2 separate regions of the Mus musculus genome follow, and region 2 is linked to region 1. The links are chromatin loops, found by intact Hi-C in ENCODE. Cell type or tissue: left cerebral cortex. All regions are shown on one strand. Links, peaks and the distances in the headings refer to the core of each region. The heading gives the core; the rest is flanking DNA.

Region 1 (12,484 bases), core at 1,846-9,845:
TGTGTGGGCATTTCCTTTGTCTCATTTGTTGATAGGCATTGAGGGTGCTTCTGGGTCCTGGCTATTGTGAAGTTTTCTGCAATCAACACAATATGTTTTCCTTCCTGACACTGACGTGTCTCGAACTTAGAGGCCTTTAGGAACATACATACCCAGAGGAGGTATAGCTGGGTCACACAGTAGTTCAATATTTAGTTCTTGGGGAGCCTCCATATCAACTTCGACAATTAGCATTCTATTCTGACTCTTCCTAGATGGGCGGTTCCCTTGAGTGCTGTTGACACTTATGCTGTTGAAGTTTAGTCTTTTGCTGTGTATTGTAATGCTAAGTGTGGACCTCCAAGACCTGGTTGCTCCAGAGACTCGAGACTCCTCACGTAGACCCAAGTGACACTATGTGACCTTGCTCCCAAAGTTATTTCTGATTGGTAAATAAAGATGCCAACAGCTATTAGCTGGGTAGAAGAGACATGGGCAGGGTTTAGGGCAATGGGCAAACCCCAGGCATGGGTTTGTTGTGAGGAGGGGAGAACCATGAGAAGAGGAAGGAGAGATAAGCCACCATGACTTAGGTGAGTTCATGAAAACCTGGCCCTGAAGGCCGGGCAATTGGGGTTAAGAGCAGCCCAGATGAAACACGGTGAGTAATAACTCAGGGTTGTCTATAGAAACGTAGATTCTAAGAGCATAGAGGGTAGATACCTGCCCAGCTCTTGTACTGTTTAAGGCTTATTGTAAGTAATAAAAGTTGTGTGTCTTTTATCTGGGAACTGAATGATCAAAGGCGGGGTAGAAACCCTAGTGTGGCATTCTGTTCGGACGCCTCCTAGAAAAATGCTGCTGCTGCTGCTGCAGCTCCCTTGTGTGATGCTAACACTTACTATGCTCTTACTGTCTTCCAAGAACTCAGGGGCCCCCAGCCTCTCACTGTCCCCAAGGACTCTGTCTCCCCGAGCCAGCACCCAGTGCCTGAGCTAAAGCTCAAGTGTCAGGCTTTCTGCCTCCAGTCACCCTAAGACAATGAGCAAGTCCCTGTCTTGCTCACGCCTGGGTCTCTTCTCCCTAAGACAGATGCCAAGGGACGCCTGCTCCCAGGATGTATGGGGACCACAGTTCCACAATGGAACAGGTGGAACCTGTAGAGCCTGGCCGCTAGGATCCAGAGGCATCAAGAGGGTGATGGTCAGATTCCGACCTCAACTATGGCTTTACTGACTGACTTCTTCCCACTACACACACACCCACTGTGCCGGGGTTCAGAGAGCTGACAAAGCAACCTGTGTGTGAGGCCCTGCAGTCCATCCCAGTATCACACATGGGCACATGTGCGTGTGTGTGCACACACATACCACACACACACACACCAAACATGTAAGAAGCTGTGCTCATATGCCCACAGTTCAACATGCACACTACAGGACACCTGCATTCTAAGTCCCAAAGATCCCTTATCAGCATACTAAGCAAGGTTGGGAACCACACAGGCCCTGTCAGAGGGCAAAGTAGCAGTGCCCTCTGCATGGGGTTTCCATCTCTCCTAGGACCTGGAGACCATAAAGATCCTCCTTAAACTGGACATATGGGTACATGCCTGTTACCCCTAAGTAAAGACAACCCCAAGGCCAGCCTGAGTGACAGAGTGAAACCCTGGGGACAGGAAAGCTTTTTTTAAAAAGAGAACTCATCTCTTTTCTTGCAATGTTATTCCTCCTGCCATGACACCCAACCTAATGTCAAGGGTGAACCTCAAAGCTGCGTCGCTTGCAGGCACCCTTTCCTGTCTGTCAAGAGAGACTCCGGCCAGCAGCCTCAGCATCACACAGAGAACATGTTCCCCTCCCCCACTGTTGACCTTCATCAGTGTGAGTGAGCCCTGAGAATCTACCCAGGTAGGTCATAAAGCAGTTGAGTCAAGCGCTCCCGGGAGCTCCCCTGTGACACCTGAAGGAACTACAGTGTGGTGGGTACACATGCACTAGCTAGTCATTGCCTCAGAGGAGGCTGGAAGTAAGTAGAAGGCTGGCCCGGCTAGATGACAAGGGCCAACAGCCAGAGGCACAGGAAAGAGGCAGCCTAGCCTTGGGGTCAAAAGAAGCGATGTCCCTTGACATGGAAGGCAGTTGGCCTCAAGTGCTGAGCTGATCTTCGCAGTACACCTGGACAGAGATCACAAGACAGGCCTGTCACAGGCCAGGAGACTCCCGATGAAGCTCTCTTAGGAGCCACCAACCAACCTTCCTTCTTACTTCCAGGACAAGCTCACAGGCAGAGCCCTGCTAGCCTCTCCTCTCATCCCCCGGGGACAGTATAGTTAAAACAGCATCAGGACCGAGCCCAGCTCACCCCATCCACGCAGCCTGAGACTGGCTGGAGCCTTGGAGAGGGCTACCCTTGAATGCAAAAACTTGATTGTAATGCTGAAGCCTTGAGCCAGCCTTAGGAGTGCCCTACCCAGCAGGCTGCCCGCATGCGCACAGTGGGATGTACCTGATTCACCACGTGACAGAAAACAATGGAGCACCTGACTCACCTACACTGACATTCCCATTAGCCCAGCACACACATGAATGCACCTCCCCCCCTCCAAAAGAAGCGTTTCTCACCCAAATTCATCTAAAACCACCCAACACCCAGGTGCCACATGTTCAGTCCAGCACATGCCCCCACGCCAAGCCACATTTCCTGCACCACCATACAACACAACAAACATCAGATAATGCGTTACACAGACTCAGTGCACCCTCACCCTCACCCCTATAAAGCGGCCTGCCTCAAAGCTTATGGACAGGTGAGCTCAGACCCTCCCCCATGTGGCCTGGTGCTGAGGTCCCATCCCAAGCCACATGTCCAGGGTGTGGGGTCTGCACGTGCCTCACAGAAAGGCACATTGGCTTCTCTCACAGAAAGAACCAACATCCTCAACCCAGACCATGCCCAACAGGGTCCTGTCTGTGGACATGCTGTCTGTGGACATGCTGTCTGTGGACATGGCTGTGTAAGCTACCTCCATTCTAAATGAAGGTCAAAGCTGTGTTAGTTATGTTTCTCCTTGCTAGACTAACACACCTCACCAGCAGCAACTTACAGGACGCAGGGGTTATCCTTGCATACTGTAAGGGGTCATGTCCCATTATGGTGGCTAGGCCATGAAGTGGCTGGTCACATGATATTCAAAATCATGATGCAAAGAGATTTGTGCGGCCCAGATTGCCTTCTCTGTAACTATGTGACCGTGTGATGGCTGGACCATGTGCATATGGTCTCATGGGCCAGAAAAAAAAAAAAATGGTAGTGGGCTCCCCGAAGCTAGGAGTACAGGCTGTTATGGGCTGTTCCGTGTGGGTGCTAGAAAAGAAACCCAGGTTGTCTACAAGAACAGTGTGCTTTCTTAACCAATGGGCCATGTCTCCAGCCCAACTACACACACACACACACACATTCAGGGAGGACCTTCCCTGCTCAGTGAACACCCTTCCAGACACACCCAAAAGTGTGTCTCCTATGTGATTCCACTTCCCACCACGGTGACAATAAAGATGGCTCACTCTTCATCGGGTCTGAACTCTCGTCTCAAAGAGAATCAAATAAAACAACCAACCAGTAAGCACACACACCATTTTCACCAACAGAACTGGTCTGTCCAGGAGTTCTCTGTCCCCATCCAGCGTTAGGACCTCCCATATCCTTTTCAACATGGTGGGCCTGACCTGCTGGGTGGGTATCCAGTGCCCAGTGCCAGCTGCATCCGCTATGAGGAGGTTGCTACTAGCAAGGCCAGCTGCCAACCTGGAGCCTGGCTGAAAGAATCCGGCCCCAAGGGTTGTGGGTTTTTCTAAGCCCACACTTGACTCTGTCCGCACAGATCCAGTCTGTGTGTGTGGTCTGTGGGGAGGCTGCACCAGGGAGGCGTATCGATCAGGCTGGTCGGGAGAAGAAAGGAAAAAGACCTTCAAACAGCAAAGCTTCACGCCTGCAGAGGCTTGAAAAGACCCATGGAAACGGGGCATGCAGGTTTCCACCCCTGAGGTAGCCACACACTGTGGGTCGTGTGAGCCAGGGAAAAAGCACAGCTCTCTCTCTCTCTCTCTCTCTCTCTCTGTGTGTGTGTGTGTGTGTGTGTGTGTGTGTGCACGCGCGCACGTGCGCACACACCCGTATTTGTACAGGAGTTGTTTAGCAGCTCTTGAGTATGAATAACTCTCCTATACCAGCATGCATATGTAGCACCTGTACTGGCCAGAGAAATGTGTGTGCAGGCACGTAGTCACCCTGAACTCTCAAAGCATGCCTGTGCACACATGCTCAAGAACGCATGTATTCTACCTACCTGCCCTCTGAGAACTTCCCCCTCCGAGGGTGGGAGCAAGCACCTTTGTCCACTGTCAATTTTGTCACCTCTCACCCTTGAAACCAACCCTAACCAAAGGAACTCCCAGGACTGTCCCCCCCATCCGGGACTTCCCTCTCAGGAAGAAAAAGGTAGCCAGGACTGTGTTTATTCAATCTCAGATCCTGGCGACCAGATCTGCTAAGTATGTCAGAGGAGATTTTTTTGTAATTGCGGTTCCTGGGCCCCGCCCCCAGAGACTAATTGACAGCAATCTGAGGAAGGCACAGGCTCTGGAGATTTTTAGCACTGCGGGAGTGATTTTAACATGGTCCCAGGACTGAGAATGACTAAAGGCCCCTGCTCTTGTGGGCGTCCTTGCGCTCTAGCGGGACTGTTCCTGAGATGTGACGGTGGCGCTCCAGTCTGAAAACCTGAACACCGGCGTCTGAGCTCTCCTGCCTAGACTCTTCCCTAGGTAGGAGCTCAGCAAAGCTGACACACATCCACGCGCCGCGGCTGCCCCCTTCTGGACGGAGCCTGCAGCGCTCAGCTGCTGCGTGACCTGCAAGCTGGGTGCTACAGTCCCTTAGGGAAGGCCTTAGTAGGGCTTTGGTGGCATGCCCAGCTACTCAGGAGCTGAGACAGGAGGATTACTTGAGCCCAGGAATTGTGAGGCCAACTTGGGTAACATAGGGAGATGTTTTTTGTTTTTTGGTTTTTTTTTTTTTTGAAGAGACCAGCTGGGCACTAGAGCTCCTGCCTGTAACCCCAGCACTTAGGAGAGGAACAGAGAATCCAGGAGTTAAGGGGCCAACAAGGACTTCATAGTGAGTTCCAAGTCACCTAAAAAAAAAAAAACTGTCTTCAAAACAAAGGTCTAGGCCCAGCCTAGTGGCCTACTCAGGAGCAGGGGCAGGCAGACCTCTGTGAATTTGAGGCCAGCCTGTTCTACATAATGAGTTCCAAGACAGCCAAGGCTATAGAGTGAGATCCTGCCTTGCAAAACAAAACTTAAGCTGGGCAGTGGTGGTGCATGCCTTTAATCCCAGCACTTGGGAAGCAGAGGCAGGTGGATCTCGGTGTTCAAGGCCAGCCTGGTCTATAGAGTGAGTTCTAGCCAGGCTATACAGAGAAAGCCTGTCAAAAAAACAAAACAAAACAAAATAACAAAAACAAACAAACAAACACACCCTTTTTAAACAAAGGTAGGGGGGACTTCACACCTCTGCACCCTTCAGCCAATTGTGGTCTCCCCAGCCTTCCAGAAAGTCCTCTCCACCAGCCACCATCCTCCTCATGCCTTCCCTTCCTGATGTACCCAGTCCCTATACTAAGTCTCCCCTGTCACACTGGAAGTCCCCAGGGCAAAGGGAACAGGCCTGGGGTCCGCAGGGGCCTGTAGAATACAGGAAGCCTTCTCCAGTGGCTCCCTACCACTCTGGCTCTGTGTGAGCCAAGGCAGAGCTTCTCGCTCATACTCAAGCCCTGGGGCAAGGGGATCCTCCGTAAACTGCCAGGGGCACTCATCACGCTAGATGCCAGGTACACATTTTGTTCCGAGCATTTCACTAGTAATAAATCCCTTCATTTGTACCTAATTATCCTTATTTTGTTTTAGAATCTAGAAAACCAAGGCCCAGAGAGGTTCAGTGAGACCCAAAGAAACACACAGCGGGGTCAACTCAGAGCTGAGACTCAACCCGAGGGTTGGCTCAGGAAACCATACTTTTAACCACCCTTCCTTCTTAGGGGAGGAGAACCATTGGAGATCTATGTCCCCACTGGCCCAGGCTGGCTCCCCAATCCCTTCCCAGCAGAAATCGGCCTGGAGTCTCTGCCCGGCTGGCAGCTCAGGGGCTGTGTCGTCTCTTGCTTCCTTCTTAATTTTTCTGACAAGAGCAGCTGCCACGGCAGCTGACAGCCAGCCTGTCGGATGGAATGGGAAGGCGGGCCCAGACCTCGTTTGTCTGGTGGAAAAATGGATTTGGACAAGGGGACGGCTGAGCTTCAGGAGACAGGGGAGCACCCATGGGTGACCGGTACAGATGGGATCCCAGAAGGCTGGGGTGGGTACAGGCACGGGGCAGGAAGCCCTGGATGCTGGTGGAGGTCTGCGTAAGCCCCGCCCCCTGGATGCCGGAGAAAGCCTCGCTCCATCAGCTTCCCTTCCCCTCTCCCCATCTCCCTTCCCTCCAGTCTCTAATCAACTTCCTGGCACTGGGCCTGCATCAGTTTCTGGGGACAGAAGGCCGAGACAGGTCCATCACTGTCCTCAAGGACATCCAGGCTAGGGAAACTGCCAGGGAGACTCAACGATCCTGCAATGGTGCAGACACTCAAGGCCATCTGTTGGGGAGTAGCCTTTACCACGGACGATCCATGCCAACCACTCGGGCACCTATATCCTTCCTTCCCCCTTATGGTGTGGTGCTAACGTTCTTGCTTCCACAGTGTTTGAGCGCTTAAATGAATTAACCCGTGTGGTACACTGTAAAGTAGCACCTGGCCTATGACCAGTGCCTTCTCCCATTCACATCACCCAGGAGCAGACAATGCTATCTCCAGGGACCCTGCCCCCACCCGACTCCCCTTATTCATTTGTCCCACCTTAGACTCAGACCCTGAAGAACCCCTGAGGTCTAAGCTCCAGCCTACCTGAAACAAGGCCCTCTTTACCATTCACAGCAGATGAGAGAGTCACCACGTGTGATATGGCCACACTGTTCAGGTCCCTTCTGTCTGAGCTCACCCTAGTAGGGCAAAGGGCTTAGAAGAGGTAAGATTTCTTCTTGGGGTGAGTCAGCTTTTTGCCCCATGCCTGGTGTGTCAGCCTCACCAGTCATTCAAGTCTGGAGTGCAAGAAGCAAGCTCTACCACAGAAAGTTGCTCTAACTATGCTTGGACAGTTCCTCCTTAGAGCAGGCCTCTGTCTCTCCAGCTACTGTGCCAGCTATGGAGCAGAGGCACTCCAGGGGCGATCTGTAAGTATTTCTTTCATTCAGACCCAGGCCTGCAGCCCACAGCTCCAAAAGGGCAAAGGCACAATGCCCAGTGTTGTAGAACAATTTCCACCCGAGACTGAAACATTCCTACCTGCAGGGAAGCTCCTTAAGCCAGAAGGTACACAACTCAAAATAGCTTCAGGAAGACCCTGAAACTTATCAGATTCACTAGGCCCCTCCCTCCCAGCCTGAGTAAGAAACTATAGATTCCCACTCACACACAAGCCAAGCTGTAACAAAGGACAGACCAGACCAGCTGCCTGGAAGAGGCATGTATCAACTGATCCACCTGGAAAGGAAACTGTCTAACCTACCGAGCTGCCTGTAGGCTGTGCAGTGTGCTCTGGGTCCCCAGCTTTGTTAGCTGTCACCCACACTGGGCTGAGCTTTGGTGAATCAGCTGTCTTTTCGTTATTTCTGTTCCTGTGAGTAACCTCTCACCCACATTCCTGTAAGTAACCCCAATAAAGTTTATTGGTGCACCAAGTTGGACTTTGATGGTGTCTGTACTTTGGTGTCTCATGGGCTCCCTATCTGGGGTGAGTAGATGTGTATGCTGTGTTCCCCGGGAAAGGTTTTGTCTCACAATACCCAGCAGTCAGGCATATGTCTAGCCTTAGTAGGTCCTTCAGAGATGAGTTCACATCTGTGGGTTTTATGTATTGAGTGTGAGGTGTAAGGTGGGGAGTAACTGTGTTTGGTTCTCTGTGTTTTGCACAGTTCAGCTCTCATGTCTCCAAAAAACATGGTTGGGCCCTGGACCACGGCAGCTAGCTCAGTACCTTGTGATCATGGTTGGTATCAGCTGGGACAGCCACTTCACAGTGTGCTCTGCCTGCATGCCTGCACTTACTAGCCACATGAGGCGTCTTGACCCTTTCTCAAGCCACACACAGGCGCACACTGAGTCCGGCAGAGAGAAGAAGCAGGAAGCAGGGGAGAGGGCAGAAGGGGTGGAATGGGGGGGTGACTTCTTGCTTCTCTGCCTTTTCAGGCTGTTGCTGGCCCAAGCTCACAGTGACAGTGCAGCCGGCTCTTCCTGAACACCATGATTCGTATTCCCTGAGGGTCAGAAGCTTGAAACATTGCCTACGTGACTTCTAACCATGCTTCTCTTGTGGGGGCTGTTGGGGGTAACTTCGACAGGAGCCAGAGTTCCAGGAACATGAGCGAACTCCTTCCAACCCATGTAGGTGAATTATCACCACCGGGTCCCGGAGTTCAACATCAGCTTGACTGGAGACCAGACTATCTGTGCATTGCCCAATGCCCCACAGGCCAGCTGTGACTCTCCAAACTGAAGAAATGACTGAAGCAATTGCTCTCATTAACACCTACCCTCACCACTGCCTCCTCTGAGAGTGAAAGAGACAGGATGGGCCCCAGTTAGCCCCGGATGACCCAAACATGCCTCTCCCCTCTCCCTCTGCTGTCCCCAGCCCCATACCTACCACCTTCAAAACCAACAGCCTGGACAGCCCAAGCTTCTGCCAAGTCCAAATGGACATGCGCAGAAGGGCCGAGCCAGGGACACCCGCACACTCTCCAAAGTGAAGCTATGTCTTTAAAAGCGTCTGCCACACTATCTCCCTCAGCCCAGGCAGAAGCCACCAGGTCCAGACACTCCTGAGACTCTTCCTTCACCCTCTGAGGAAGGAACCTCAGAAACACCAGCCGAGCCATGACCAGGATGTCCATTGAACTGCACAGGACCAATCTTCACCAGCAACACCAGGCACTGTCAAGGCCACGTGGTCCAGCAACTCTCCTTGCAGGCAGACCCAAAAGAATTGCAGGCAGTTTCAAACTGATCCTTTTGTGCAGCAATATACTTTAGCGGGGTGAGCCATGATCGCCAGGAGGTGGAAGCCAAAGGCATCCGTCAGCAAATGCCTGGGTGAACATAGAACTGTTTCCATGCGGTGGGGGACAGCATGGATTCAAAAGGAAGTTGGCTCCCACTCAAGTACAACACGGGTGAATCTTGAAGGCTAAATGAAAGCACCAGGTACATAAGGACAACCATCGCATGATTCCATCATGAAAGGTACCCAGAGCAGCTGCGCTCACAAGCACAGGAAGAGCATCAGGTCTGGTGGTATTTAATGACTAGTGATGGTTAGGAAACGCCTCTGATAGATGGTATGACAGCCACAGTCAATGTGGATGGACTCCAAGGACTCTGATGTCACTTCTGGCCTCCAAGGGCAACTGCGCACACATGTGAATACACACAGGCAAACGACACAAATACCCACAAACACAAATGAATTCTTTAAAAAAAAATTTTTTTTTGAAATTAAGACAGGTGGAGGCATACACCTTTAGTCCCAGGACTCAGGAGGCAGACAAGCAGATCTCTGAGTTCAAGGCCAGCCTGGTCTACAGAGTGAGTTCCAGGACAGACAGGCTACACAGTGAAACCCTGTCTCTGACTGACAAAAATTTTTTAAATTAAATGAAGCCAGATGTTACAGTGCATAGCTATAATCCCAGCACATAGGAAGTGAGGTAGGAGGGTTACCATGCGTTTGAGGCCAGTGTGAGCTACATAGCAAAAGTCTGCCCAAAAGAAGACAACAGAGGAGGAGAGAGGGGAAAAAAGAAAACTTTCTCTGGCAACTGTATTTGGGACGGGAAGATGTCCTGGTGACCTGAGTTCAATTCTTGGGACCTACATGGTAGAAGGAGAGAGCTGATTCCCTTAAGTTGTGGGTTATGTGCATCGTGGCACATTCAAAGCCATACCCACGCTAGGCGTAGTGGTGCACGCCTTTAATCCCAGCACTTGGGAGGCAGAGGCAGGCAGATTTCTGAGTTCGAGGCCAGCCTGGTCTACAGAGTGAGTTCCAGGACAAGCCAGGGCTACACAGAGAAACCCTGTCTCGAAAAAGACAAAAACAAAATAAAACAAAACAAAACAAAACAAAAAACCAAAGCCATACCCACACTCACAAATAAATAAATGAATAAATAGGGCTCTAAGAGGGATGTTTCAGCCGTTAAGAACATGTGCAGCGCCGGGCGTGGTGGCACACGCCTTTAGTCCCAGCACTTGGGAGGCAGAGACTGGCGGATTTCTGAGTTCGAGGCCAGCCTGGTCTACAAAGTGAGTTCCAGGACAGCCAAGACTATACAGAGAAACCCTGTCTCGAAAAACCAAAAAAAAAAAAAAAAAAAAAAGAACATGTGCAGCTCCTGCTAAGGACCTGAGTTCAGTTCCCAGCATCCACACCAAATGTCTCAAGCTGCTTGTAACTCCAGCTCCAGAGGATCCCACACTCACACGCACACAGAGACGTACACATGGACACACAGTTTAAGAATAAAACTAGGGGCTGAAGAGGTGGCTCAGTGGTTAAGTGCACTGACTGCTCTTCCTAAGGTCCTGAGTTCAATTCCCAACAACCACATGGTGTCTCACAACCATCTGCAATGGGATCTGATGCCCTCTTCTGGTGTGTCTGAAGACAACAACAATGTACCCACATACATGAAATAAATAATAAATCTTTTTTTAAAAAATAAAAATATAATATTTAAATTAATTAGGGTAAAAATAAATTAACAACCTACAGTATTTGTAAACTGATTGCAGCTATTGTTTATCCAAAGCTTTAAACCTTTATTATTTTGGGTGTGACATCTCACTAAGCTCTCTTATCTGCCATAATTAAGTGTTTTAGCCAATTTTATTGGATTTCCTAGTAATAAGATTACATCTCTGGCAAATGACGATAATTTTTCCCATAAATTTTGCTCCGCTGCTTTCTGTCTTGTCTCCTCAGCTGTTTGGAGCTCTTTGCTGTGCCTGGACATGCCAGGCTTCGAGGCAGCAGTGGGGGGTTGGGTAGATATCAGCAAGCAGAAGCAAGCAACTAAGTAAACAGGCAAATGACAGCCTGGAGCAGTGGTGGAGGGGAAGGACTGCCTATGAGGCTCCCCAGAGATGCACAGTGTGATCAGCCAGCTGAGCACACACCCAGGTCTGTGCACTTAAAGCCCATGGTCCAACAGCACCCGTGACTGGGCACCATCATAGCCTCTAAGTACCCACAGCATTTCTGTTACCACGGTGACAGCTGTTATGCTGGGCTTTACCCAGACCTAAACCAAACAGACCCAGGGATTACAATCTGCATGACCCAAGCTAGTTCAATCCAGTCTAAGCCTAAAATGAAGAAAGGGTTCATTTCTGTCTTCACTGGGAGAACTCAATACTGCCCTCTATCCTGTTCTTAGTGTGAGCTCCTGTTCATACCTAAAAGTCCTACCCGGAATGCATCTGACTACAGACAGTCAGAAATGAAGCCCAGACTCTTTAACTGGCCTAGCCAAAGAGATCCCAGGATTTGGAAGAGGATGTCCATCTGGACGCTGCTTCCATTCAACGCAAATGAGGAGACCTCGGCTGAATCTCCTTCAGGGCCTTTAAACTACACGGGTGCAAACTCCTGGACTGGTTAAGAGTGAGTCCCTGCTATTCGTAGAGTCAGGCCACTGCTGTAAAAAACTAAGTGATATTTTTCACAGGGGCTATCATTCCGTTGCAATATAGCCATCTGAGGAGAAGCGTGAGCAAGGAAAGGAATTAGAATTCTCAGTTTATAAACATTTCCCAAAATGTGAATTCAAGAGCGAAATTAACAGGTCTTTTCATTGTCTGCTCCGTATTTACCAAGTCACACATCATCTACCTACTCCTAGCTAAATTAACACTTTCATAAATAAGGCAACTTCACAGGTTTCTACCCCTGCAGCTCCCATAAGGAGAGAGGCTAGTGTTCACAGCGAGGCCTTGGCGTGGGCACACTGCATTTACAAGACTGTGGAGCACACTATTTCACGTGGCACTGGGATGTCGTGACCCAAAAGTTTCACACGCTGATAAAACTGTGCACCGACAGCTCTTGAGCAAGGAGAGCTGTCTCCCGTCCCTGACTTGGCTGCTGTGACTTGGCTGCTGTCATTTAGTCAGGTCTTTCCCTCATCACTGTGACCACCTGCTCCTAAGACGAAATTAAAGGAGGGGTTATTCATCTATTTGTTGATTTGTTTTGTTTTGTTTTTTTTTTTGTTTTTCATCTATTTGTTGATTTGTTTTGTTTTGTTTTTTGTTTTTCGAGATGGGGTTTCTCTGTGTAGCCCTAGC
Region 2 (12,484 bases), core at 1,832-9,831, 60 kb before region 1:
TTCTTCCTACCCTAGACCTTGAAAAGCTGGTTGGGATCAGCTGGCCTGGCACACAAGGTAGACACAGATTCAGATTAGATGGGTAGATGAAAGTCAGCTGTCTCCTCTCGGGATTAGGGAGTTGTTTCAGCTGCAGTGTCCAGTCATCAGACAAGCTCTGCCCATTGTCCCGATCCCAGCACTGCTACCTGCATAAGCAGTGCCCCTCAGGATCCCACAGCAAGGCACAGACCCCCTGCGCAGGGGACCTAGCACATTCAGAGGGTGCTGAGTCTCTGCATCCATCTAGAACTTGGATTCTCTGTCCAGAAGTGGGGCCGAGAGGCAGGGATGCATTGAAGTGGCTGTACCCAGGGCCTGAAGATGCACATCTGGGCTTCAGAGAAGAAACTGTATTAGTGGAAACTAAATTAACAATAGACACCAGTACAGCCCAAAGAAGTCAATACAGAGTGGATCACAGACCGAGGAGGGAGGGATGAAGAAGAGGGATTGCTGCAGGCAGGAGGTGCCTGGGTGAGAGTCAAGCTTCAAATCTGAGTCCCTTCTGCATCCACAAAAGGTCTGAGGGCTTCCACCAATGGTCCTGGGGTGCTTTTCTGCACAGTCTCAGACTATTTAATCTTGTTTTTAAACGATTGTATGGCCTGATTTCTTTTTACAAACAGCATGAGTTTCTACATTCAGAAAAACAATAGCCCTATTTCCATATGAAAGAAAAGGAAGAAGAGAAGAAGGAAGGGAAAGGAAAACTAAATCGGAAGAGGAAGACAAGTGTGCCCCTAGCCTGTGTGCATGGAAGCAGGGGGGTTGCTCCACTGGCGACAAGGAAGGAACACTAGTGTCCCCTCCCAGCCCTGATGAGATGTCTGTGGCTCAGGCTAGACCCCTGATTGTCATCTCAGGCTCTTAGCCTTGTATTCTGCCTCCAGCTCAACCTCCACTAGCATCTGACCACTGTCACACTTCCAGGTTCCAAGCCAACCCTCCTGTGGTTAGGGGTCAGATCTCTCGGCTGCCTTCCCATCCCATACTCATCCCTGTGTTGATAGAGAGGCAGGCAAGCACACAGCTGTCCCCTACCCCCGATGGGAACCCGCCACCCCTAACCCCGCATCCTCAGAGGAAGCCTCATGCAGAAACACTGCTCCTCCAGTGGCTAGTGTGGGGCCATCTGCAAACAGCTCTTTAAGACCCCCCAAATGGGAACCCACAGTGGAGGTTGTAGTTCTTGGTGTGACTCTTGGGGACATGTTGCCTTTGTGCAAAGCAAGCACCATTTTCCCATTGCTGATGCTGCTCCAAGCAACTCCCCAGCCTCAGGATCTCAGTGGCCTCCTTGTGAACCAGATCTCAAAGGGAAGCACTCAGCATGGAGCCTGGTGTAGGGAGGACCTCAAGGGAACCAGCTCACACTGCTACACACAGAATCCTGCTTCTGTGGCCAGTGAGCTAGTGACATGGCTGAGAGCACGGGCAAACAGGACACTCCCCCCCCCCCCCTGTGGCTCTTAGGTGACCATTAGGCAACTGGCAATGCCTGAGGGATTTTGACAGAGGGGAAATCGATGGAGTTCACAAGAAAGGGAAAGGGCCCTATTTGTCATGGGAGGATTTCTGCACAAGTGAAGTAGGGAGGGAGAGGGAGAGAAAAAGAGAGGTGCATCTGGTATATATACATGTGTGTGTTCAGAAGCTAGAAGAGGGTCTCTCTCTCTACCTTATTTTCTTGAGACAAAGTCTCTTGCTGACCCTGGAGTGAGGCTAGCAGGCAACAAGCCCTTATGCTCCTACGGTCTCTGCCTCCTACAGCACCAGGGCTAGAGCTGTGTGTGATGACAGCTGACTTTTTACATGGGTGTTGGGGATTTGAACACAGGACTTCACGCTTGCACTGCATGGACTCTTACCCATTGAGCCATCTTCCCAGTTCCTCTCCAGCCTTCTCAAAACCACAAGAAGAGGCACGGTGCTCACTCCCATCAAGGCTGCTCCAGATGCCAGGCCAAGAGCCACCGTTTGGGCATGCCATTATATCCATAAGGAACCAAGCAATGAAGCAGCAGGCACCCATCTGGGCTTGACTGTGAGGGACCACATGAAGCCTGGACCTCTGGAGAGGGACATGCCTGTGCCTGTCTTTTATACTAGGACACTTTCTGGCCTCCAGAATCCATGTGTCCATAACCACACCACATCTTCAGCACACAGTGGCCAGCCGCAGGCAGAGCAGGGATCTGATTCTCTATCCAGTCCACAGCTCTGTCAAAGCTGGTCCATGCCAGGGAGACAGATGAATGCAATGTGGGAGGCATTAGAACATGGTATGTGCACAAATAAACACAAGCCCCGCCAATCTGCCATGTCCCTCTTCCAGAGAAAAACCCTCAAGGTCCTGTCACCTGTATGATGGCATTCAGACTCCTGAGCACGGCATCTGTGTCCCCTCGTGAGGGGCCGGAGCTCCAGCTTTATGGCAGTCTACTTCCCCTCAGCTTTACGGCAGTCTATTTCCCCTCTCCCAGGACTCTGCTTGCTCTGGTCTGGTTTTGCTGAATGCTGCTCTGCTCGTGCCATATCCTCCCACATTGGACAGGCTCCTACATCTTTAATGCCCACTGCTCCATGCATTTCCTCAAGCTACCCTGGGAAATGCTGGTCACTGTGTTCTCAAAACACTGGGTACGAGTGTTTATTCCAGTGATTGCCATGCTGTTTCTTTCTTTCTTTCTTTCTTTATTTGTTGTTCACTAAACTGTGAACTGATTTCTTTCTTCTCTTTACAGTGCTGAAGACCAAACCCAGAGCATCGTACATGCTAGGCAAGAGCTCTAACCACTGGGCTACATCCCCAGCCCAGGCTTCGCACTCTCCAAGGCAAAAACTGTACTCAATCAGTGTCTGTCTAATAAAATGTAAGAGAAATATTTGTAAATTATTTATTGTTCTACAAATGGAAGAAATCTGGAAATAAATGTAGAAAAGCCGTTGTCCCTCAGTCAAGGCAAACTCCCTGCAGGAAGAAGACGGAGAGCCATGACAAAATGAGATACATGGATACGGGGGTGCATACCTGTGAGCCCAGAACTCAGGAGTCTTGGTCATCCTCAGCTACAGAGTGAGGCCAGCCTGGGCTACATGAGGCTCTGTCTCAAAAGGAGGAGGAGGAGGAGGAGTAAAAGAAGGGAAGAGGAGGAAGAGAGATGACTCAGCAGGGAAAGGCACTGGAAGCCTGCTGCCCTCCCTGAGTTTGAGCCCCAAGACCCACATGCTAGAAAGAGAACCAACTCCCACAAGCGTCGTCTGACCTCCACATATGTGCTGTATAAAACCCATTACAGCAAACAGATTGAAATGCAGTCTAAAATTCTAAACCTCATTTGTCAAAAGAAGAAATCGTTTTTCTATGTGGCCAGTACTGATGGACATTCACTTCAAAGCCAGGCGAAACTGTCCCTCCCTTCCCTCTCCACCATCCCTCTCTTCTACAAGAGCCTACAAGGTTTGCCCTGGCAAGACAGGGGACAGACCCCAGAGCCTGGAAGAGCTATCAGGCTGTCCTTGTGAAGGAGACTCCAAGGTCACCCAGAACACCAGCACACACAGGGGTGTGTGCACACATGCATGCATGTGCATGTATGCACTTCCATCCATACATGTACCCTTCCTCTTGTCATTGACCCTCAAGTAGGCAGGCTTTGGGCTTCTGGGGGTGATAGGCGTTTACACAAGTTAGTATTTCTCTCCAAGAACCGAGGGTCATCTGGGGATGGTTTTTTTTTCCTGAAGCTTGTCAAGATCTCCTTCCAAATGCAGAGCTGCACCTGCACATTAGACAGGGCATCCTTTCCTCTGCTCTCTGGAACCCCTGGAGAGGGACTGAAGGAATGGATCAAATTCTTAATTTGAGCAAACCTCTCCGGCTGTGAGCGGGGTGTGTGTGTGTTGGGGAGCGGGGGGTGTATGTGTATGAAGGGGCCATTGGGTATGTCGGAGGCATTTGGAAGAGAGCTGCTAGGAAGACATCTGACTGCAGTTCTGCAGGCTGGGCCTCCTTCTAAGGGCAATGGGCCCCAATCCAGTTCTGGTACTTAAAAGACCTGTCAGGCCCAGGGCTGTCCATCACCTGGCAGTGGTGTGAGATGACCCACGCCTATGGTGTATTATCAGATGTGCTAGCTCCATTCCATGCTTGGTGGCTAGAACAGCACCCAGACCCTACAAGCAGCTGGAAAGCCATCTGTCTTCCAGAGTGAGCACTGCCTCCCCGCCCCACCCCAGCTGCCATCTCTTTCCTAAGAGAAGGGTCCACGGAAACTCTGGAAGGAGACAAGCCCTGATCTTTCCTGGCTCTGTGTCTGTGGATTTGTCATCTAACATCTCTGAGCTCTCGATTCCTCCCTGGAAACAGTCGGTCAGTGAACAGTGATGTGCTGTGGTGAGATGACACGGGTCAGAGTCAGGAAGCAGTGGCTAGACACCAGCAGTGGTTAGGTGAGGTTCGCCCCTGAAGAGCCAGAGATATGCTGATGAATTCAGTCACTCTAACACCTCAATGTCCAGATAAAAGCCTGAAGCTCAGGGTGTTAGGGATGGGGGTTAGGGAAATGGCACTTGCCTGAAACCGCACAGCAACTGGAAAATCTGAGAGCTGAATCCATGTCCCTGTTTCTCTGAGCACCCACTCATCACACCCTTCCCTCAGAAGGTAGGGAAGGTTCCGGTAGCCAAGTGAATCAAACAAAAGAAGCAAGCCTGGAAGAATCAAAGTCCCAGATGTCTGGGACTTTTCTGTCAGCCAACCTGCAGATCCTGTCCAGCCTCCTAAGGCCTCCCCTGCCTCTGCCCCTACAGGAGTAAGTGGGGAGTAAGGGATAAGCAAGCAGAGGGCGCTCTTCCAGGCATCTCTGCTCCTGCAGAAGACAGCAGGAGGAGGTGGGTGGGGCTTGGGTGCTGAGCCACTGTCCCGGGAGGTTACCGCCATCCCAGGCTCCACCTAGAGGCCAGTGCTTCCCTCTCAGGCACGTCTATGGGCATCCATGGTTCTCATGCCTCAACCAAGCTGCAGGTAGAGACGCTCTACATACGGGCTTCGGCACAAGACTAACAGAAAGCACCTGGGCAGGCCTGAAAGATGCCAAGACTCCCCAAGATCTCTCCTCCATGGCCCCACCATGCCGAAGAGGGTTTCCTCCTGATCCTTCCCAAAGTTGGATTCTCAGCCCTATAAATCTCCCACCGACAGAAACAGGACCCAGGCATGCTCTCTGGGGAGCCATCTCACCTTCACTACTTGGTATTTATTCCTTTATTTAAAGACACCGTGGTGGGAGCTGGAGAGACGGGTCAGTGGTTAAGAGCACTGTCTGTTTTTCCAAAGGCACTGAGTTCAATTCCCAAGCACCAACATGGTGGCACACAAGCATCTGTAATTCCTGTTACAGGGGATCCAACACCCTCCTCTGACCTCTCCAGGCACTATGTGCCTGCCTGGTACCCACACGCATTCATGTAAAACAAACAAACAAAACAAGACAAAACAAAAACACACATAAAAGAAAAGAAAACATTTTAAGACACTGTGATGCAGTTAACATTGCCAACTTGACAGGATCTGGAATCATCTAGTAGACAAATCTCTGAGCATGAATGTGAGTTTCTAAATTACATTAATTAAGATGAGAAGACCCACCCTGAGGTGAGCATCACCGTTCCATGGGCTGGGGAGCTGGACTGAATAAGAACGTGAGCTTGTCAACGTACAGATCTCTCTGCTTCCCGACTAAGGATGCGATGAGACCAGCTCCTCCTCCAGCTCTCGTTGCCATGACTGTATCCTGAACCTGTAAGCCAAAATAGACACTTCTTCTCTTCAGTAGCTTCTTGTCTGGCATTTTATTCTAGCAAAGAGACAAGTAACTAACTCACACGCCCATCATTATTGATGCTCACAAACCCCACTGAGTGGGATCATACAGCTGTACTGTATGACCTCAGTCAACAGCTGATTGGTCAAGGAGAGAACACCTGACCCTCAGAGAGCCCACTCATTGGCCAATCAGACGTCCTGCGTCTGCCTTAGTCAGCCCCAGAACAGGGCAGGAAATAACATCACCTGTGCTCAACAGCTAAGCTACAGTGTCCAACACAGATACTGGGGGAACTGTCCAGGAACTACAAACTCCATAGTCAACGCGGGGAGAGGGAAGGTGCCCAGAAGGCCACTGATGAAGAACATATCCTACTGGTAGCTTGCATACTTGTCCCAGTTCCCCCTTCCCCCGTCCACCATGCTCGATGAGGAGACCAGAGTAGAAATGAGGCTAGGCTTAGAGACAGAGAAGAGCAGCATATGACCTGGTGACTGACCACCCTTTATCATCCTTCCCCTGCTGTCTTCCTTCTACATGGGTCTGGCAGACACAAGAGAAGGATGAACCCAGCTGCCAATAGCCAGCAGGACTCACTGGCAAGCTGGAGACACAGAGGACGGCTCTTCAGGCCCAGAGCAGGTGCCCACACTCTACAATCACACCCTCCCCCGGGAGGCGGGGGGCGGGAACAGGATGCTCAGTCTAGCTGTAAAGGATCACCTGCCTGTGCTAAATGAGAGGCAGAGCTTGATGCCGCAGCCAATGCTGAGGGGGGAAGCAGTTGTCTTGTGGGGATGGGTCTTGACCTCAAACCTTCCAGTTTTTAGCTATTTGGGTAGGGAGCTGTCCATCTCGGGAGGTATGCAAGGCCTCTGGGAAGTTGGTTGGGCCAGGTGAGCTCTGGCGACTCCACACAAAGCTCTAATCTATGAGTTCCAGAGAAGCATTTCCCCATGATTTCAGAGACACACCCCAGTTTACTGTAACAGTTCACCACCACTCACAATGGGTTGGAAGTTGGCACACCCGTCTCTGAAGGAGAGTTTAACAGGATCTATCCAGATTTTTCCAGGAATGTTAAACCTTATCACATCGTGACATGTCATCCTTGGCAGTGTTCACCCAGCCCCCCTCCCACCACCACCACCACAATTAAAAAAAAAAAAAGTGTCATAATGTGTCAAGCAAAACTACAATTTTATGTCAGGCCACCTTTATGACAACCCTTGTCCTTACATCACCTATGGTGGACCAGAAGGAGACACAATCTGACCGTAGGTTATCCCTAGGGAAGAGTCTGTAAAGTGCCAGCAAGCTCCTGGAGGTGCTCTGTTATTTATACCTGGGGAAACGTATAATTGAACTGTCCAATAACACAGAAATGATTAAATAAATTAGTTCGCAGCCGGCAGACAGAAAGCCAGGCTTCTATTAATCTAGTCTAAAAAAAAAAAAAAAAATCCTGAGGATTTTCCCACAATTATCCTTCTGAAAAGAGAAAAAGCTCTTTAAATTCAAGTTGTTAGAAAGACTTTCCTATTAAGCACACTCTCTCTTAGTTACTTTATTTTAAACAACAAAGTGTCGTCTGGGGAAATCGCATTAGCCCTCTCTGACCTCAATCATTGCTCGTTTGGGATGTTTATAGAGGTCATCTGCCGGAATTGGCAAAAAAGGAGGCCAAGAAATTTACAGGGATCTGGTAATTGTTCTCCGGGTTGCGACCTAACAATTGCCTAGTGCTGGCTGTCACTGTAAACAAGGTTTAAAAGATCACTTTTAAAAGCAAGCTGCACTCTGAAGCCTGAGATACACACTTCCAGGACAAAAAAAAAAAAAGGCCCGCCTGATGTTATGCAAATAGATACTTGTGCCTCGGAATGCAATTTCCAGAAACAACAAGGTACACAGATTTGAAAAGGGTCTCACCTCAGTCTCCAGCAAGTTACACCACAAACGAGCCACACCACACACAAATGCAAACGGAGCCAATTGCCTCCATGCTGAGGTGGCACCCTCCCAGGATCCCAGAGAGGGGAGGGAAACCCGCCAAGAGCTGAGGCCAGCCTGGGCTATTAGGTGACTTCAAGATCAGCCTTCCTCTCTATCTCCTTTTCTTTTCTTCCCTCCCTGCTTTTCCCCCTTGTCTCTACTTTCCAAGACATCACAGCGCGCACAGTCTGACATTGTTCGGTAATCTCGCCTCTCTTGTTACTGTGACAGACACATCTTCCTGTTTCTACATCTATATCTGTTGCTATGTCTCTCACCTCTACCATACATTGCAGTTCCCGGAAGACTTATAGGATAAAAAAGATAAAATGATCTTTTCACAGCCTCTGGGGATATCACTGAGAAAAGAAGCCCTTTCGCAGAAGACTTTTAAAATGATGATTTTGGGGCCAGCAAGATGGTTCAGCCAGTACAGTTTTTTATGGCCAAGATGGATTAACTTGAGTTTGACTTCTGAAGCCCATGGCAGAAGGGAGAATATGGCAAGTTCTCCTCCAACTGCCAAGCCCCCCACTCCTCCTCCCCCTCTCCCCCTCCCCCCCCCCACACACATTAAAAAATATTATTTTCTCTAGCTAAAGCATGAATACACATTAAAAGCAATCTTTGCACAATCTACCACCATCACCACCTCATAATCTCACCACCCTGACATGATCATTATTAGCATTTAGCACAATTATTTCAGGAGTGTGTGTGTGTGTGTGTGTGTGTGTTTGCGTGTGCATGTGTGTCTTTAAAAGTTGCAACCACACTGTATCACTTTCACTTACACTTGAGTAATTTTGTTATTTTGTTAAGTTTTGATACAGGATCTCACTAAAGGGGTACACCACCGTGCCCAGCCTGACTTTTGACTTTTTTATATTGCCCTCTAGGATTAAGAAGTTTTCTGTTAATTGTGTCTTTGTATAAGCTTTCTAACCACTTGCCATTTAAAGCCCTTCCTGCATCCTAACCACCCTCTCAACTACCACCCTGACATCTGCTCCTGTCTGGAGATCTATCACTAAGGCCCTGCTGGCCACATAGTGCGTCAGCAGAAACAAGCCACACTCCTGGAGTGTGGTGGCATCTGATACCCTCCAGCAATATGGGAGCCAAATGAACACTCAAGACACAATCTACAGCCAACTGAAAATCCTTATTCCAGCCATCTGAGACCACACTCAGGTATTTAGGACCCAAGTCTAAAGGGTGTAGAGAAAAGGCTTTTAAAGATCAAAAAACGCATCCTGGTATCTCGCTCAAAAGCCACACAGAGAGGTTTTGTGCAAGCAAGCAGTTTAACAGAAGCTGAGCTAAGTTAGCTGAGTCATCTTGACCTCAGGTTCCTAGAATACAGTCAAGTAATTTTCCATGGACCTTCCCATCAAGGAGATAAAATGCTAGTTAAATTTAAAATGGACTCAGCAAGAATACAAGATAAAGGAACCTCTACACTGTCTTTTCCTGTCTCAATGGTGCCCCTGCAGTTGCTGGTGGAGAACTGTCTGTCATCATCTCTCCATCAATGGAACCAACAGCATGGGCCCTCCACACATCTTCTGCTCTATCACCCTTAATAAGCTGGGCACAGTCCCAGCCCTTTGTGCTGCACTGTCCAACAACAGTGTACAATCTGGAGCCTCTTGAACCTTGGCGTGAGTTCTCCAAACACCCCCTCCTTGCTGCTTCTTGCATACCTTCCCATCTCCACTCTCCTACAATTCACTCCCACAATTAATGAGGACCCCAAATCACCCTCTCCTGAGACCAAGTAGGAGCAAACTCCACATTGCTCTCTTCTGGCTCCTTTTCCACTCTGGCCTCCTCTCCTGGTCCCCTACAACTATCTCTCCATACCCTGTATAGGCCCAGCACTTGCCTGGATATATCCTATCCCAGGTAAACTCTAGATAGAACAAGCCCCCAAGACACAACACCATTCCTTTCTCCATCACTCGTGTGTGTGTGTGTGTGTGTGTGTGTGTGTGTGGTGTGTATCTGTATGTGTATGATGTGTGTGTATGTGTATATGTATGTGTTTATGTTTGTGTATGTATGTGTATGAGTGTGTGTTTGTATGCATGAGTGGTATATGTGCTCTGTGTGTGTGTGTGTTATATGTATATGGGGACAAGAGTTGATGTGAATGTCTTCCTCTGTCTCCCTCCACCTTATTTTTTAGACAGAGTCTCTTGATAACCTGGTAACAGATTTGGCTAGCTGACTGGCCATCACTCTAGGGATCCACCTATCTCTACCCCCAGCCTGGGATTACAGGCACACACTATTATACCTGGGATTACAGGCACACGCTATTACACCTGGGATTACAGGCACACACTATTACACCTGGGATTACAGGCACACGCTATTACACCTGGGATTACAGGCACACACTATTACACCTGGGATTCCAGGCATACATTATTACACCTGGGATTACAGGCACACGCTATTACACCTGGGATTACAGGCACAAACCACTACACCTGGGATTACAGGCACACACTATTACACCTGGGATTACAGGCACACGCTATTACACCTGGGATTACAGGCACACGCTATTACACCTGGGATTACAGGCACACACTATTACACCTGGGATTACAGGCACACACTATTACACCTGGGATTACAGGCACATGCTATTACACCTGGGATTACAGGCACATGCTATTACACCTGGGATTACAGGCACATGCTATTACACCTGGGATTGCAGGCACACGCTATTATACCTGGCTTTTTCCATGGGCACTGGGGCTGTGAACTCAGTTCCTTATTCTTGCATGGCAGGGACATACCATCTGCATGTCTCCTCAGCCCCACTCCACAGTCTTAAAAGGCCGTCACTTTCCCCAACCCCGACTAGACACAAGTTCCATCCTTGCTCTGCCTCTGCCTTCACAGGGACATTAGCAAAGGTCAGAAAATGATGCTGTGACGCTCCTTGCTAAAAGCAGAGTCACCCCCAAGGACAGGCTGGGTAGAAACCAGCCCTTCCTCCCCGCCAATCTGATCTCCCTCTCTGCCCGCTTTTGATCTTGTTTTCCAGCCGCAGCAGTGCCTTCCCACGTGGACTTGGCTTGATTATAACTGACTCGAAACCTATCCAGTGATTAAAGTGGCCGCCAGGCTCTGTTCTCCAGAGAGGCGAGCTGCGGGCTGAATAATTCAAGGCACCCCTTCCTGAAGGCTGGAGAATCTGCAAGAAGAGCTGAGAGCAGAAAAGTGGGCTGTTTTGTGGGTTTGTTTTTGTTTTCCTAAAGAAAAGGGCAATTTTCCCCCATGCTGGCTATGCCATACATACACATTGATATTAGTTAGTTTTGATTGACATGAACAGTCTGACAGAAAACAAATGCAGAGGCTGGTGATATCCCGGTCTGTGTAAAACACTGGGCACTCCTGGGGCTGCTAAGATGCCTCATAGCCAACAGGACCCAAAGAGGAAGGAGACATGGGCCTGCTGAGCATCTCAGCTCTGAACCCCTGCAGGAAAGACAGGAGAGACAGTGAAAGTATTGGGCCAGCTGTCTCTATCAGGGGCCGAGGAAACTATTCACTAAGGCGATTCACTAAGGAGAGCGGCTGCAGTGACCAGGGGGCCACCTTCATTTAGTGAGCAGAGAATTCTCCACGAAGGATGCAGTTGTTGCAAAAGCAAGGATCTGAGAGCCTCCCCTCGCTCCCCTGAGCAGCCTTTAGAGCCAAAAAAAAAAAAAAAAAAAAGACTGGGGAGAGGACGACCCCCAAAAGCAGCTCTTACAATCAAAAGCTGATGATGGGTGGCTGCTTTTCTATCCGTAGGTTGACACGGTCTAGAATAGTCAGGTTCTAGAACTTTCTCCATCAGGTGGACAACACTAGCCCAAGCAGAGGAAACTGAAGCCCAAGGAGCCAGAAGAGTCAGAGCAGAGTCCCTCCCACCAGTGCCCAGGATCTGCACACGCTCCAGAAAGAAGCAGAGACCAGGACTGAGAACAGGACCAGGTCTCACTGGGTAGGGGTGGGCTGGTGGCAATGCCCTGTACTTCCAACATGTGTCCTCCATTGGCATCAGCTGCCACCTCCCCAGGCTACCTGGTCAGCATCCTCAGAGCAAAGCCAGCTGCCTATGTTGTAATGAGCATCAGATGTTACAGTCAAGGACTTGGAGCCCAGCAGATCCCAAATTGAAGCATTCCTTAGAGTCAGTTAGCATCATCACCCCCACCTGAAGACTCCAGCATCCATCCACAGAAGCCCTGTTCAGGATAAGCCCCATCCGAGGACACGGTGCTCCCATGCTCCCACAGTAGACATGGGTCCGGGGAAGCGGGTAAGCAGTTAGAAGACAGGTCTCCTATTGATCTGCAAGGGCATCAGCCCCATGGTTCAGGTGCAAGACAAATCCCTGAGGAGTGGACATGGCCTCTGCTTCTGAGCCTCAACTCTAGGGTCTCCTCAGGCAGGAGAAGGAGCCTCTGAAGATTTAGACAGAGACCAGATAGAGGTTTAAGCGTACTGGCAGATGCACACCTGTGACGTCAGCTGCTTGGGAGTCTGAGACTTGAGGAGTGATACTCAGGGCCCACCTCAATGGACCCCTGCTTCTGAATTTAAAG

Evidence for each region. Hi-C counts contacts between places; a loop is a spot of excess contacts. Peaks named below come from ENCODE experiments on the same cell type or tissue, not always from the same donor. Only the 100,000 strongest peaks of a DNase experiment are listed, where the experiment ranks them.
Region 2: it touches region 1 in a loop (2.1-fold over the local background); 5 of 42 quality-filtered maps call a loop at or near these places.

Annotation. Positions count from the first base shown.
Region 1 is chr4:125,152,877-125,165,360 of GRCm38, reverse strand. The region is part of intron 2 of Gm32611 (a long non-coding RNA gene); the gene reads right to left. The region is part of intron 2 of Gm40245 (a long non-coding RNA gene); the gene reads right to left. Among named protein-coding and RNA genes, the nearest start is that of Gm40245, 9.1 kb to the right of the region's middle. In left cerebral cortex, for the core only: a CTCF peak has its summit at 4,863 (motif pointing left); a DNase peak (open chromatin) is centred at 4,841; H3K4me3 peaks cover 202 bases.
Region 2 is chr4:125,212,961-125,225,444 of GRCm38, reverse strand. The region is part of intron 4 of Gm32611 (a long non-coding RNA gene); the gene reads right to left. It overlaps Gm40244 (a long non-coding RNA gene), which reads right to left and starts at 7,001. Exons shown (of 2, transcript XR_868132.1): 1 at 6,878-7,001; 2 at 5,553-5,843. In left cerebral cortex, for the core only: a CTCF peak has its summit at 4,969 (motif pointing left); DNase peaks (open chromatin) are centred at 4,272, 4,719, 4,901 and 5,859.